2 separate regions of the Homo sapiens genome follow, and region 1 is linked to region 2. Evidence: chromatin loops called from intact Hi-C (ENCODE). Cell type or tissue: endothelial cell of umbilical vein. All regions are shown on one strand.

Region 1 (8,000 bases), 790 kb after region 2:
ACTCCCAGGATGACCTTCCTCTGGTATTTCTGTGGGGTGTCTGTTGTTGGGGAAGCAGAAGCACAAAGCAGAAGAAACCAAGCACAGTTCCTTGCCCAGAATCACTCGGGAGGCAAAGTACAATTCCGTTCTTCCTTATGTTGGGACCTTCGGTGATTGGGTCCTCCTTGTGTGTGGAAGTACATGAAAGAAGGATAGACAAAATTAGAGCATGTTTTCGAGACCATTTGGTTCAGCCTCTCTGATTTTACAAATGAGGAGAGTGATGCAAAGTGTGGTTAAGTGACTATACCGAGGACACAGACCTACTTTATGACAGAGGCTTGGGAGCCAGATTTTAGGATGCCGGTAGTTCTAAAGTATCTAGCTGTGCTGCCGTCTGAATTTCTGGTTCACTCCATCAGGTCAGCCCATAGACACCTCCTTTTTCTTAGGTCGGACCTATCTTATTCGTTTCCTCTTTTGTTCTCTGCAGCTGCCACCCCCACTCCTACCTCCCCTATTCTCTATGTTGACATGTGACTTGGGGCACTTGCAACGTCCCTACCTAAAATTGATGTTTGCCACCTGGCTGCTGACTGGTGCGCTATGCTGCTTCACTCTGCCTGTTTCAACCCTGTGAAATATGGAAGCAGATCATAAAAAAATGGACTCCCACACATTTTGCAGATCTAAATTGGGCCTTAATATAATGTACTTGGTTATGACAAACAGGTTTTCTAGGGCATGACCGGCAGCTTAGGCTGGCTTCCCTGGTCATGTCAGTTGAATTCTTTTTTTCTTTTTTTGAGTTGGGAGTCTCACTCTGCCGCCCAGGCTATAGTGCAGTGGCATGATCTTGGCTTACCACAGCCTCCACCTCCTGGGTTCAAGCGATTCTCTTGCCTCAGCCTCCTGAGTAGCTGGGACTACAGGAGCCTGTCACCACGCCTGGCTAATTTTTTGTGTTTTTAATAGAGTCAGGGTTTCACCATGTTGACCAGGCTGGTCTTGAACTCCTGACCTCAGGTGATCTGCCCACTTCGGCCTCCCAAAGTGCTGAGATTACAGGTGTGATTCACTGTGCCTGGCCTCAGTTGAACTCTTTAAGATTATTCAACTCTTTCCTTAATTCTTAGGTAGTCAGGATTCTTCAAAACTTTATGTTTCTCTGGGAGTCAAAGGAAGTTTATGGACACAATTTCTCCATATAGTAGCTTATTTCTGAAAATAAGAAAAATGAGTAAGTTGGACCTCATTTCTTTTTCTAACAATGTGTGGGTTACCCTGGTCTTGTTGACCAGTTTATTTCCATTTCTACTTGTTGAAATAACCTTTCAAATAACCACAAGGAATTTTTAAATAACTAAGTCACTATCTTTTTCTCTAGGTTCAATTTTCTAGCACTGATAGATATAAAAGAAAGTAATAATAACATTCTTTTTTTTAGAATAATTTTTTTTTTCTTTTCAGGCAAGTAACTATTTGTTCAGGTGTAATATTCCTGATTTTATACTGTGGTGATTCCCTATAGATGACAACTGCTCAAACTCTAGCCTTCTAAATGTTAGGTACCAAATTGACCTTTTTGTAATCAATTTGTTTTTATCTAGCTTTATTAACAGCCAGCCGCCGCACCGTTGATTGGATCGACGAGGTGGTGATGTGAAACAATCGCTAAACGTGGCCAAAGTAACCAGACTGACTTTTGTGTGGTTTTTGTTTTCTGGACAAGGATTCTGTTAGTTAGAACAGCATTTAATTGTGCCCACCACAACTAAATAAAACCCACGAGACAGTTACAAATGAACTGTCACAAGAGGGGAGGAGTGAAGTAGAAGGAGCCAGAGGGAGAGCCTACAGGCCTTCTGTGAATGACCACAAACCCTCTCGACTTTGGGATTTGGCCTCCCTGGGTTGGATATGCCTGGAAGGGTCGCAGAGGTTAAGAGCCAGGAGTCTGGGGAGGCCAGGGTATTGTGTTTGGTTACAGAGGTGCCTTCCAGGTGATCACCATGGAAATGCCTTTCACTGGGGTCTCCAGAGATGAAAAATTCAGGATATGTCTATGTGAAATATGGTCTTGTAAACCATGGGATAGGGATGGGAAAAGTTGGCTTAGTCTCTCTCTCTCTCTCCACCTCTGGAGTGGCAGCTGTGTGACTCCCTGTAAACTTTCAAATGGTGGTTCTTCATGCCCGGGGATGATTCCGTGTGTCAACAAGTCTGGGCAGTCTTTGATGTAGCCACCAGCGTCTAGGCCAGGAGGCACACTGCTGCTGCCTGGTGCCCTCATGATCATTCTCTGTGCCTTCTGCTGCCCTCTCAGCCCCTGGGTCTCCCTCCCCAGGTCCTCCTTACTCCTGCTCCTGTGACGAGGGGTGGGAAGCTCCGTTTACTGATCTATATATTATTGTGTTGGTGGGAAACACTGGCTAGGCCAAATAATAATGTCTTGCAATTACTTAGCATTATCTTGGGTGTATCTCCCTTGAGAAATATATTCCTGGAAATATACCAGTAAAATGAGTTTCGGTTAGCTGAATCATATTTTATAGCCATTGAAGTTATTAATGTAGAAATTTTTCTCAAGGACAAAAACCTGACTGAGGCCATCTCAACCTCACTGAAATTTTCAGTGAAGGTTAAGAGGCATATTCTCTGATAAATACAAGGTAAGAACACTTCATGTGACAGAAAAAAAAATCCAAAATTGCATGTTCCCAATGCTAACTTCAGAGGGAGCTGCATTTTCTGAGATTATTCCGTCCTTTTACATGCAGTGATAATTACTAATATGTATTGATACTCATCATGTGCTAGGCATAGTGCTAAACCCATTGACATAGATCATTTCACATAATCCTCATAATAATCCTTTGAGAAATGGAATATGTTTATTCTGATTTACAGATTTTGAGACTGAGGTTCAAATAAGTTAAGTAATTTGCTCAAGGCCATACAGCTGTTAAATGGTAGAACTGGGACTTGAACCCACCTGGAGTCCAGATCCAGAGGTCATATTTTATTACCTCTTGACTATCTTTTTCCTGTTATAAAATAGTATAACTTCATCTTAAATATTATTTTAAAAACTCCTCAAATTTATATGCTAAAGCTCATTGGCCATGTGCTGGTGCCTTTAAATTTTTATCCCCCCTAGAGATTATAACTAAGACTAATGTCTGTGGCTACTCAACCCAGTTGGTTAGAGCTAATGGGACCAAGGTGACAAGGTTCAGCCCCCATTTGAGTCTGTTAGCTGGGCTGAGTTTCATGGCCACAGAATTAACCTTTCACCTTGGCCAGCTGCCTCACAAATGCATGTTGTTGATCAGAGAGAATAAGGAGGAGATTGTGGATAAAATGGCACAGACCGCTAGATCAGCCACCCAAGACTATGGATGGTGGTTCAGTAATGTTTTCTTTCCAATATGGGATCAGACATTATTGCCATGTATAGTAGTTTAAAACAGCATTTCTTGGTGTGCTCCTTGGAGCTGGTTATTTGTTTTAGTGTTTGTATGTGAGGAAGCGTTGTATTGCCAAGTAAGATTGGGAGTTAAAAGAGCTTTCTGAACTACAGGGCTTCCCCGAGGTTTAATATGTTAATGTGTGTTGTAAATCTCTCAGAGGGGTGTGTGTGGTGGAGTGGTTAGCATTTTCAGAATTTATTTGACCTGAGGACCTTTTCCCTGGACCAGGATTCTTAAAAACACACTTTAGAAAATTGTGTCTTAAAAATGTACTTGCTTTGTTCTGTTATTTTAAATCCCTATAGTAGTCTTTCCACATTGGGGATCAGTTACAGTTAAAAAAGACCAGTTTCCATATTCCACTAACTTCTACATGTGTGGATCTCCTTTCAGCAGGCTCTATCTTTACCTCCAAAGTGCTTCCGCATCTCTTGTCCCATTTTCTTTTTTTTGCCCTATATTTTAAACCAGGATTCTGTTGCTGGCCATAACACATACCCCAAATCAGTAACATCTCAGGGATTAGAACCCAGATCTCTGGCCCATTTTTCTTTCCAGCGGCCTATGCTGCCTCCCAGTGGACAGAGCATTTGCAAAGAGCAGAGATCATAATGCTTAATTCTTTTCTAGAAAGCGTTTGCCTGGTGTCTGTGAGCATTTCTCTGGCCTGCCATTGCTCTTGAATTATAAGGTGGCATTGTCGTAACTCTGTAAGCAAGACTGAACAACTCTCCTCCTCCCCGCCTCCCCACCACCAAAATTAAGTGCATTATTAGCAAACACTTAAAAGTTCGGAGAGGAGATTCTAAGTTGACTTACCCCAGGGAGAATAATCACGGCGGGGGGGGGGGGGCACTCAAGATGATCAGCACTAGCCCAGCCTTCTCCCAGGCTGGGGTAAGGGTTTCCTGGGGAGTGCTGAAGTGCACTTGAACCTTGTCAATGACTGTCTCCTACTCCGTTGCTCACTTGCTCTTGTCTCGGTTTAATTTTGCACAGCTCCAGTGGAAATTTCAGTGATCTGATAATTTGGAAAATAAATGAAAGAGTGGAAGATAAATTTTTATTTTCCTTTTCTCAAAAAAATTACACCCAAGTGAATAATCTTTATGCTCTATTTCTCAGTAATATTTAGATGCTACTCCTGAAGAATAGCAGAGCTGCCAAAATCAGTAGGGTTTTTTTACCAAGCTCTGCTTCAGTAATCCTATCACTTGCCTGAAGAATTCATTATAACGAAATAAACACATTAGGAACTCCTTGGTCTTTTACATCTCTAATATTTATGAAGTACTGAGGCTCTGAGCCAGCCAATAAGGAAGCTGGCAATTCACAGCAATCAGTTTAATAGGCATTGGTTGATTTGGATTGCAAAATATAGGTGCCCTGATTAGCCCTCTATATGGACTTGCGTTGTTCTTCAGCCATTCAAAAGCTACCTAATTATGAATATTGAAGTATAATGTTCTGGCTTTTAACATAAGGCACTTACCTTTTAATTGGCCATCAGCTTTGTTTTTAGCGCTTATGTACCTCCACTGGGATTCAAATGAAATGGGGAGATAATCAACCAGTAAGCAGAGAAAAGGGTAAAATGATCAGGGATAATTAAGTGGCAGCAGGGAAATTTAGGGTTAGACAACAGGGAGAGAAACAAAAGAAGGAAACTCACAGGAAACCAGCTCTCTGCCACACTGCCAGGCACACCCCTTTTGAAACCACCTTTGATTCCCTCTTTAGCTTACAGGTGGGACACATATAGACTTTGTGGCTGACATCTATCAGCTTGAGCACAAACTTGATTCCTCCCTGCGCCTAAACTCAGAGCCAGGCAGAGGGTGGGGCATTGGATCTTCACTGCACAAACTTGGCAGAGGAAAAAAGACCATTAAGTGAAGGCTAATTGGAATCTGCCCCAAACTGCACTTTGTTGGAGCTATTTACAATATCTTTCAAGCAGCTGACTTACTTACTGGGTTATTCAGTGAAGGGGCAGTGAGTGAGGGGATCGGTGGGGAGTGCTCAAGGAGAGGAAAATGACCTATACAAGGCAGTGGGTGCTTTCTTACACCTTTGAAAAATTAACTCCTACACCATCTTAGTCCTTGGTACAAAGCCTAAGTACTCGCCTTGACCACAGGGAGCAGTTCACCTCCCTTGGGTCATGTGTCCCTTTATTTTCTGAGGAAATTTATGGTCTAGTTCCAGAAAATTAGCCTAGATACACACATTTTTTTTTTCCCCATGGAATTTCAGGAAGCTGAGGAACTCCTGAAAGACCATCCATGGATCTTCTAGTTTTTTCAGGTTAAAAAAAATCCTGTTTTTAGATCCAGAAGTAGGGCTGGAAGCAATTTTTATACATAATTGTGGAGAGTGAAGTGGAGAAAGCCTAGGAAAAATAATGAGTTTGCCTTTTAAATATTTCTTTGGAGGCCAGGCGCCGTGGCCCATGCCTGTAATCCCAGCACTTTGGGAGGCCGAGGTGGGAGGATCACTTGAGCCTAGGAGTTTGAGACCAGCCTAAGCATTTGAGACCAGCCTGGTCAACATAGTGAGACCCTGTTTCTACAAAAAATTAAAGAATTAGCCAGGCGTGGTAGCACACATCTGTAGTCCTAGCTACTCAGGAGGCTGAGGTGGGAGGATCACTTGAGCCCAGGGAGGTCAAGGCTGCAGTGAGCCATGATTGGACCTGGCAGCAGAGTGAGATCCTATCAAAAAACCAGCAAAACCAGCAAATCTTTATAGAAAAACATGAACTTCTTTTAAAAAATTTGTATTAAGGTACTTTAAAAACACCATTTGTATTTGAAGATCCAAAATAGCACATCTGTTTTACTTATTCAAGCAGATTTCATAAGGCATTATTTTGAGGCTATATTTTGTTAGTGTAATTCTAGCTAATTCTAATTTTTATATGCATTGAAACATGATAAAATTATGCATCTTTAAAAATAGCCCTTTTTGCAGTTTAGGCTTAAGGAAGTTCATATGCGTGCATGTGCATTTGTGAGTATGTGGGTGTGTGTGTGCAATCTTTTTTCTTTTTTGTTCCACCTCACCACCCTGTGACATGAAATAGGGACTTGTCTATAACCATATTCTCGTGGCCTAAAATCAGGTCTGGTGCTGAGTAGGTTGCTGAATACATGATTAATTTTGTAACTGTTGACTTCAGGTTTTGAGAGGAAAGTCAAAGAAATGTTTTCCCCTATATTCTTTTCTTTTCTTTTTTTTTTTGTGATGGAGTCTTGCTCTGTCACCCAGGCTGGAGTGCAGTGGTGCGATCTCGCCTCACTGCAACCTCTGCCTCCCGGGCTTAAGCGATTTTCCTGCTTCAGCCTCCCGAGTAGCTGGGATTACAGGCACCTGCTGCCACGCCAAGCTAATTTTTATATTTTGATTAGAAACAGGGTTTCACTGTGTTGGCCAGGCTGGTCTTGAACTCCTGACCTCAGGTGATCCACCCACCTCAGCCTCCCAAAGTGCTGGGGTTACAGGCGTGAGCCACTGCGCCCGGCATTAAAAAAAAATTAATTAATTTTTTGAGATGGAGTCTTGCTCTGTTGCCAAGCTGGAGTGCAGTGGCACAGTCTTGGCTCACTGCAACCTCCGCCTCCCGGATTCAAGCGATTCTCCTGCCTCAGCCTCTGGAGTAGCTGGGACTACAGGCGCGTGACACCATGCCCAGCTAATTTTTGTATTTTTAGTAGAGACGGGGTTTCGCTATGTTGGCCTGGATGGTCTCGATCTCTTGACCTTGTGATCCGCCTGCCTCAGCCTCCCAAAGTGCTGGAATTACAGGCATGAGCCACCGCGCCCTTCCTCCCCTATTTTCTTAACAGTCTTCCTTCTCTTTCTGTCTGTCTGTATTTGTATTTTGCCTTCCTTTTCTTTTATCCCCAACGGGGGCGAGAATTAGGTTCCCAGAAACTATTATGAACATTTTCCTTGGCTGATAGCACTATGAGAAAGCATCGCAAAGGACTGCCTGGGGGGTGCTATTTAGTACAGGGGGATGGGATACGGACTGGTTTACTGTAGGTTCTCCTTCAGGGGCTGATTTAGCTTGGTGGCTCTGCAGTCTTAGGCTGGCCTAGTTGCCCATTTCATAAGCCACACAAGGCTACTGGACTGAAATAATCATGAAACAAGAGGCCATCCCTCTTGTTGCACAGTCTATCTTTTTGGCCATAATTAAGAATCATTCACGTCCAGGGTGCACATTTAGCCAATGGAGTTTCTTAACTCCTTTGAGAAAAGGATCAATGGACATACCTGAACAGAAAGGTTTCTGTGGTTCCATAATGTAAGAGTTCCAAGTGCACAGAGGATGATTCCTGAGTCTGCCCATCGAATAGGCATTTGGGTAGATTTTTTTTTTCTACAATTTGACTTCCATCTTCCTTAAGAATGAGAAGTTAGGACCAGAAGAAAAGCTCCCATCTTTCACACTAAATACGTTCTATAAAACCAAGCAACTTTGATTCTTCCTCCCTGTAAATGAACCCTGGTTGCATAGCTTTTGATGTGTCAAGTCAG
Region 2 (8,000 bases):
ATTCTTTTTCCAATGTTGTGCCTCTCCTTAGCCATGGTAAGAATGATTCAACTTATTTGTGAGTCAATGGAACAATAATAAAAGTCCCACCTTATCTATCACTGAACTCTTAGGTTTTGAAATACAGATACAACTTTTTTTTTTTTCTTCCACAAGGCTAAAGAGGTTTTACTTAAAGATGATATAAATTTATAGGTTTTATTTTTGGCCACTGGAGGGCTCTCATATTTTTCCACTAATGAAATAGAAGCATGACTAAAAACTGAAAATGTAAGATAAATGTTTAAAGTGAGTGATCTTATGGTTTGTGCCAAAAACTAGATGAGATGAAATTTAGGGACAAGCGACTCTGATGCTTTAGAGCAGTGATTTGGATACTTAGGGCAGTTGCTGAGTCACTACCAGTAACTTTCAATGGAGGTCCTGAGAAATGACAAGGATAACTAATCCTTTTTTGGAAGGCCTCCTTTTCGTCTTATTCCTAAACTCTATTTACCACCAGAATCTCTCCTTATCAATGACTTTCCCTAATCATTATACCATATTTGTGCCCCCTGGCCTCTCTTATGAACTCTAGCAGTAATCCTCCTACATAGCCTTTGGTGCTGATCTGTGTTTCTGGATCTGCTCGGGTCAATCATATAGTGCTGTATACTTGTGTTGTGATGTCAGACTTTCTAGAAATGGTCAGGTTTGTACACAAAGGAAGGCAGTCAGCAGTTTGGATTACAGTGACCACATGGATATAGTGATCTTAGGTCTGATCTCAACTGTTGTGGATACTCAACAAATAGGTAAGAATTGCTGCAGGTATTTTTGGAAATAGTAATATTCCATCGGAAAAGCAATATAATTGTCTATTTGACCTCCTATAGGAGGTCTACCTGGCCTGAAACAGTACTCCCAAGCAGCAGCTACAGGTGGGGACAAAGTCTGGCTCTTTGGTGAAACATGTGGGAAGACCCATGGCATCATCATTCAAGCAAGCTAGGGTGTCAGGGGAGGGTTGAACAAGTAAATCATGATGGAAAGGTTTAAGATATGCAAACATCTTGGGTGTTAGTGGAGAAAGCTTCAGCTTAGAAGATACACAAGTATCCAGAGATTCACCTGTGATGATCAAATACCCAGCCTGGAGCAACATGAGTAATTCCAGATCCCACCTGTGGGAACAAGCTACTGAATTCATTGTTAGTGTACTATAGGCCAAAGTCTACAGGAACTATTAGAAATTATAGGCCAAAAGTCTCCAAAACCAGCATTTGAGGAGAGTTGGCACAGGTAGTCTGAAAGTCCTCCCTGGTGACTAGGCTTTTTTTTTTTCTGTTTTTCTTTCTTTATTTCTTTTTTAAAGATATCGTGAATTCAATCTCTTGAGAGTCCTGCCTATTTTATTCTGTCTCACTGACTTTGAACTTTAGTGCATAAATAATACTCATATTGATCCTAGAGTTTCTTTCTGTATGTGATTTTGCTCTTGTTTTTCTTTGCCTATCAAAGACAAGATTGTTGAAATGTTCCATTCTTTATGTGTAAAGTTTAACTCTTTCATAACCCCTTCTACTTCACTTAAAAATAGACACTATGATCATTATCAGTCTCTAGAGTATATACTGAAGTAGGTTTTTTAAAATTTGTATTTTGTTTTTAATTGATACATAATAATTGTACATACTTACAGGGTACAGTATGATGTTTATAATACCTATATACATTGTATAATGATAAAATCAGTATCATTAGTATGTCTATCACTTCAAACATTAACAATTTATTCATGGTAAGAGTATTCAAAATCTTCTCTTCTAGCTATTTTGGATTATACAATGCATTATTGTTAACTATAGTCACCCTACTGTGCAAAAAACCATCAGAACATATTTCTCTTATGTAACTATAACTTCCTACCCATTGAGTAACCTCTTCTTATCATCCCCCCATTCCTCACCCTCCAACCTCTGGTAATCACTATTCTACTCTCTACTTCTATAAGATCAACTTTTTTAGATTTCACATAGGAGTGAGATCATGCAGTATCTACCCTAGAAGTGGTTTCTTTAAAGTTGCCTTTCATTAGTTAATAATAATAATGTATCAGTATTGGACTATTCATTGTGACAAACATATCATAGTAGTGTAAGATATGCAAGATGAAAATAATAGAGAAAACTGGTATGTGCAGGGGGAATGTATATGAACTCTCTGTAATATCTCCTCATTTTTTTTTTTGGTAAGTCGAAAATTTTCAAAATAGAAATAATTAAAGCAGAAAAAGCAGCTGGCTATTCACTTAATATAACCCCAGTCAGTTAGGGCTAAAGGGTGAATCATGTAGGAATCTTGTCAGGGCTGCAGAGATAAGCCCTTAGAGCTTCCTAAGTTCACAGAGGCTGTGTTGGGCAGCAGTCCTGGGACTAGAGGGATGAACTATTTGGGATATTTGAGATATTTCTATTATTTGGGATATTTCTATTATAAGCCTAGTAGATTCCCATTTGGATCACTAGCCTCTTCCTGCTGCTGCCTCCCCAAAGACATCATTCTCAGGAAGCACCATCCTGCCCTATTTCACTCCAGAGCCCTGAACTGAAATCAGTTCAAAGCAGCTTCCATTATCCTTGCTTTTTAAATTTCTCATGACTTTATCTCTTGATCCCAGACATGACCTTTTATTTTTACTGGCCTGTCTCTTTGCTGAATTTTCAACTCTGGCCCAGTTTCTGCTGCTTCATTTCATCCTAACCCTTCTTTGGGCAGAAATATCTACCCCCATATTCCTTTTAGACTGTTGGTTTTCTGCTTCTTCATTTCATTCTACCTACCCTTTGGCCAGAAATACCTACCCCAATACCCTCTCAAATTGTTAATTTTTGGCAAAAGATTACTTTTAGACTGTTGGTTTTTTGATGATGATGAATATCACAACACTGTTTAAAGACAAATGACTTTATACTTAAAAGTGGAAGAGTCAGAGCTGGTGCTGAGTTGTTTTTCTTTTGAGAAACCTCTATTTCTGACACCTCCTCCTCTACTAGGAGCTGAATGTTACCTTGTGTGTCTATGTATTCAGGAACCAATGATGTTGACCCATTAGATTTGCCTCCTAATTTGTACCTAACTCTTCCTCTCCACTTCACTATTGAAAATATTTTCAATTACAGCCTAATTTCTTTTTCTTTTGAATTTTTTCTTTGGTCAATGCCCTATGCATATTATTTTTAATTGATATCCAGTTATTCTGGGCACATGAGGGACTTATAATTTCCTACTTCCTTGAAGCTAGGCATGGCCAGGTAACTTGCTTCAGCCAATAAAATGTGAATAGAAGGGATACATGTCACTTTCTTGTAGGAACATTTATTTGCCAGTGTATGAGTCTTCTAGCTTCTCTTCTGCTGTGGTGATCATGGGAACATGTGTTGATATGGAGGTGCCATAAGATCAGAGCAGCCTAGAGTACTGACTCAACACGTGGAGGACAGCTGCCCTGGAGAGTTGCCCAGACATGCAAGGGAATTTGTATGAATGAGTAAGTTTTGTTGTGTTAAAAAATAATGAAGATTGTGGGAATGTTTTTACTACTGCATAGCCTAGAATATCTTGACTATTATTGTTGAAAAGTAATCTCAAGTGTATAATACATTGTGAGTAATTGATGATATCTGAGGGTATTACCTCTTCCAGAGTATTTCCATTGTGATAGGTGACCCCAGGGAATAAGATATCTTAACTGAGAGGAATGAACTACCTATGATGGAGTGGAAGACCCTTGGGCAAATTAGAGAAGATGACATTTTGAGATAAAGCAATCTTTCTTTGTTCTCTAATCATACCATGATGTTGTCTGGCCAGATTCTTTTTCAAATACACATTTTAGGAAGTATAATTTGTGACAAATGCAGAAGCTGTGAGATCTAGCCTCTTGTAATACGATGCCTCTTCTAACCCGTTCTGAATACGTGATGTTGTAGGTCACTCATTGGGTCCTCAAAGTACCTAGTGTCTAATTTTTACACAGCTTGGAATGTCCTCTTTTGTGATTAATAATAATAATTCCTTTCTATTTTTTTCTGGCTATGATCCAGGCTTTAATATATGTTTTTGCTATTCTGTTCAACTACCCTGTGAGGTATTACTTCCAAAGGTACATGGTTATGAAGTGATAGAAGCATGAATTGAACTCAGATCCTCTTGAGAGTATATGTTCATTTCACCATGAGGTCTTTCTTCTCTCTCCTTAGGTGGAACTCACATTTCTTCCAATTTAAGCTGCACCTCCTCAGTGATGTGGCCCCCCTAATAGTCCTCTACACAGTGACCCCTCCTCCTTTGGAATCGTTATTGTCATTTGGAACCATAGTAGCTTGTCTCCAAAGATGGCCTTCCAGTAACTCATGCTTCCTGATGATCAGGCCCTAAATAGGTTGTCCTTGTGACTTCCATCTTGACCCATAGAATGTGGTGGAAGTAGCATTGGATGACGTCCAAGGTTAGTTCATAAAAAGCCTTGTGGATTCTTCCTCAGCCTCTAGAAACACTTGCTCTTGGAGCGTATGCTTTGAGGAAATCCAAATGTCATATGAGATGCCTGAGACCACCTATCTCAGACTATTGTGGGAGAGACTACTGTGCTGTGAAGAAGTACAAAGTAGCCATGTGAAGATACCATACGGAGAAAGACAGATGCCTAGGTAGCCCCTAGCTGTGCCAGCCATCCCATCAGAATCACCACACATAAGAGTAAAGGAATCATTGTGGATGTCCAGCCTAGTCAAGCCTGTAGATGATTCCAGTTCCAGTTGCCATCTGTCAGTAACTGCCTGAGACCCAAGACAAGAACCACCCAGCTTAGCCCAGTAAATCCACAGAATCACGTGTTATCATGATAATAAATTGTTTTTTTAAGCAACTAAGATTTGGAGTTTATTTTATCACAATAGGTATAATAAGCAGAAAGTTGCTGTATACTGTCCTCCCTCCCTACCTCTGGTACACTGTAATATCTGTGGACTGCTATTGTATTTTTGAATAATTAATAATTTCTATAATTGATCCATTGGCATCATCTCAGTTGAAGGCTTTCTGGGAGCTTTTCTTATTCAAGATGAATCCTCTTACTTTCTAGCTTAGTACCTGGAATATGGTAGGACTTCAACAAATGTTTGTTAATTGATTAATAAGCTCCTTGAGGCCAGCAACTGTTATTTCTACCTTTATATTTCCTATAATGTCTAGCACAGAGTTTTATTGTAGACCTTCAAAGATGTTTGTTAGTAAGGCATATGTCAATCATCATGTTCCAACATACTCTAACAAATGATTGATTCCTTTCGTAACGTGTTTCACAAAAATCCCTTCCTTGCTCTATCTCCACACTCTAGGCTTTAGCCTTGTGTGGCCATACACCTTAATCCATTCATTTAATTGTGCTATTCCCTCTGCTTGGAATGTTCTCCCCACCTCCACCCTGCCCATTCTACTTTGTGAAAACCTATTCATTCTGCAAAATTCAGCTAAAAGATTGCCTTTCCTTTAAACCTTCCCTTCCCTATTACAACACAACAATAATCTCTTTTCTTGAATTAATGTTACCTGTTGAGTACTTACCCCATGGCATTTCACTTACCACTTGTCATTGTCTCTCTTAGCCAGTGAGCTTTTCAAGGATGGAGGCTGTAGCTTATTTAACTTTAGCTTACCAGCACAATAAATGGCACAAAGCAGATGGTCAATAACTGACTATTGGATGAATGAATACATTACAAGGAGAGAACACGCATGTGAGAGATAAGAAACAAACATAGTGTTGAGTGCTTTGTCACCGCAAAGTGCTATTAATATACAATTGGCATCAACTCCCCTTGCTGCACCTGCCTATCTCATGCCTTTAATCTTTCACCACAAAGCCAACCGCCCTTCTTTAATCAATGCTGTTGCCTTTCTCTGAACCCTCTCTAGTTTGTACATTTTTATTTTTTTGGTCCTGAGATGCCTGAAGCCTCTTCATATTCAGCCCAAAATAGCACTGACCTTTCAGCTGCTATATCACCTGGCAGCTCATATCTAATTTCCTTTTGCAAGAGCCTCACTCACTTGCTTTAGCATTTCTGCTTTCCAGGTTTCTCTCACTGCTTGCTGTGTTGTTGATTGTGTTTTTCCCTCAGAGAATCTGGTTTCCATTTTTCTCTGGTTTGAACTCTACCTGGCTATTTATTCCTTTTCCCTTAGGCATTCAGTGGTGCATAATGTGGGGAGGTTGGGAAATGGGAGCCACTACCCTTTGATGATTTGTCTTCTGTGGGGGAGCCCACCTAAGACCTAGAAAATAGTGCTGTCCTAGCTCATTCTGCCTGCTCCTCAACAAATTGTTGTCATTAGCTGCTTTTCCAGCCTTCCCATGGGGTCAGAGGAAGCATTTCATGGGATTGGGATTTTGTTTGTTTATTTTTATCTTTTTGCTTTATTTTGGTTTTCCTTCCTTCCTTCCTTCTTTCCCTCCCTCCCTCTTTCCTTCCTTCCTTCCTTCCTTCTTTCCCTCCTTCTTCATTTCCTCCTGCTCTCTCCCTCTCTGTTTCTCTTTTATGTCTTTCTTTATTTTTCTATTCGAATCATACACATTCCAGATTACACGAAAATGAACCTAGGTGACATACTAAGGAAATTATTTCTCAGCATTTCTTAGAGGTATCTTTTTCAAGGCCCAGCCCCAGACTCTAGCCTACATTATTTTCTACAAAATGGTTTTCCATAGAGAAAAATATGAAGGTACGAAGGGGAGAGATGTCACTATCTCCTCCTTACCTCCTGTGAACTGAAAAAGGCCTTTTCTAATATGGAACTCTGTGTATGTCTCAGGAACTGAAATTGTAACTCAAATTTAAACAAGCAAGGAAACTATAAAATTAAACAACATACGTAATTATAAAAATCACTGCTTAAAAAGTATATAGGTTCTAGAATATTCTCTATATTTTTATGCTATTACACTTACCTATACAGTTTCTTCAGTTTAGACTAACTTTGCTCATCTTCTTGCTTTATTGAAATTCTACTTATCCTTCAAAACATCATTCAGATGCCACTTCCTCCTTGAAAGATCACCTTATCCAACCCAGATGTGAATTCTCTCTCTCCTTCACGTTCCCTCTGCTTTTTGTTTATACTGGTTTTCTAGCTCTTAAGACAGTAAATCTTATATTTGAATTACTTATAGAGGCATTATTTTTTCCCTCTAAACTGTAAACTTCTAGGGGATAGGAAAGCCAACTTATTCATTCCTGTGAGTTCTACCAAGAAGAACATAAACCGTTTGACATCATGTCCTAGAATAGTTCATTGTATTTTGGCTTTCAGAATGAAAAAAATGTGCACAGATGTTAAGTCCTGCTGAGATTCTCTGAGGTTTAGGGTCCTCCTAGACCACTGCAGCTTGGAGGTTAGGAAAAGTCCCTCTAGATGCTCTCAAGGTGAACTTAATATGACAAAGTGTTTGCATGCGTGGTTGGGAGTGGTTCTGAGTAAGGCAAAGGTAGGGGTAGTGGGAGCACAGAAGAGGAGTTTGCTTTTTAATCAGGCAGTAGAATATTTTTCATTGATGGGACTTAGTTGTGATCCCTTCTAATAGCAGTATTATAAGTAATTATTTTAACACTTAACGTTTGAGAATTTTTAAATGCCAGGCACTGTGCTAAGTGCTTTACATAGAATATAAAATACTTAATTCTTATGACAACCCTGAGATAGGTGTTATCATTATTCCTCATCCAATGGATAAGAAAAGTGAGGCCAGAAAGGTTAAGTAATTTGCCCAAGGTCACACAGCTAGAAAATGGCAGTGGTTGAATTCAAGCCCACATCAGCTGGGGACAGGATCCCTGCTCTTGAGCAAGCTATGAGTTTGTCATTCTCTGAAGGTGAAAATTCCTTTATTTTCCTGGTGTAATAGTTTCTTTACTATGTTCATTAATGAATATCAAAGGTTTTTGAGCATGATGTCACAT

The links. A loop is a pair of places that touch in the nucleus more often than their neighbours do. Peaks named below come from ENCODE experiments on the same cell type or tissue, not always from the same donor. Only the 100,000 strongest peaks of a DNase experiment are listed, where the experiment ranks them.
Region 1: it touches region 2 in a loop (8-fold over the local background); 7 of 110 quality-filtered maps call a loop at or near these places.

The regions. Positions count from the first base shown.
Region 1 is chr1:164,614,003-164,622,002 of GRCh38, forward strand. All of the region lies in intron 2 of PBX1 (PBX homeobox 1), which reads left to right. Among named protein-coding and RNA genes, the nearest start is that of PBX1, 59 kb to the left of the region's middle. In endothelial cell of umbilical vein, a CTCF peak has its summit at 4,041 (motif pointing left); no DNase peak of the experiment used is centred here.
Region 2 is chr1:163,820,743-163,828,742 of GRCh38, forward strand. It overlaps LOC124904447 (a long non-coding RNA gene), which reads left to right. Exons shown (of 2, transcript XR_007066704.1): 2 at 4,242-4,909. Among named protein-coding and RNA genes, the nearest start is that of NUF2, 500 kb to the left of the region's middle. In endothelial cell of umbilical vein, no CTCF peak of the experiment used is centred here; a DNase peak (open chromatin) is centred at 3,479.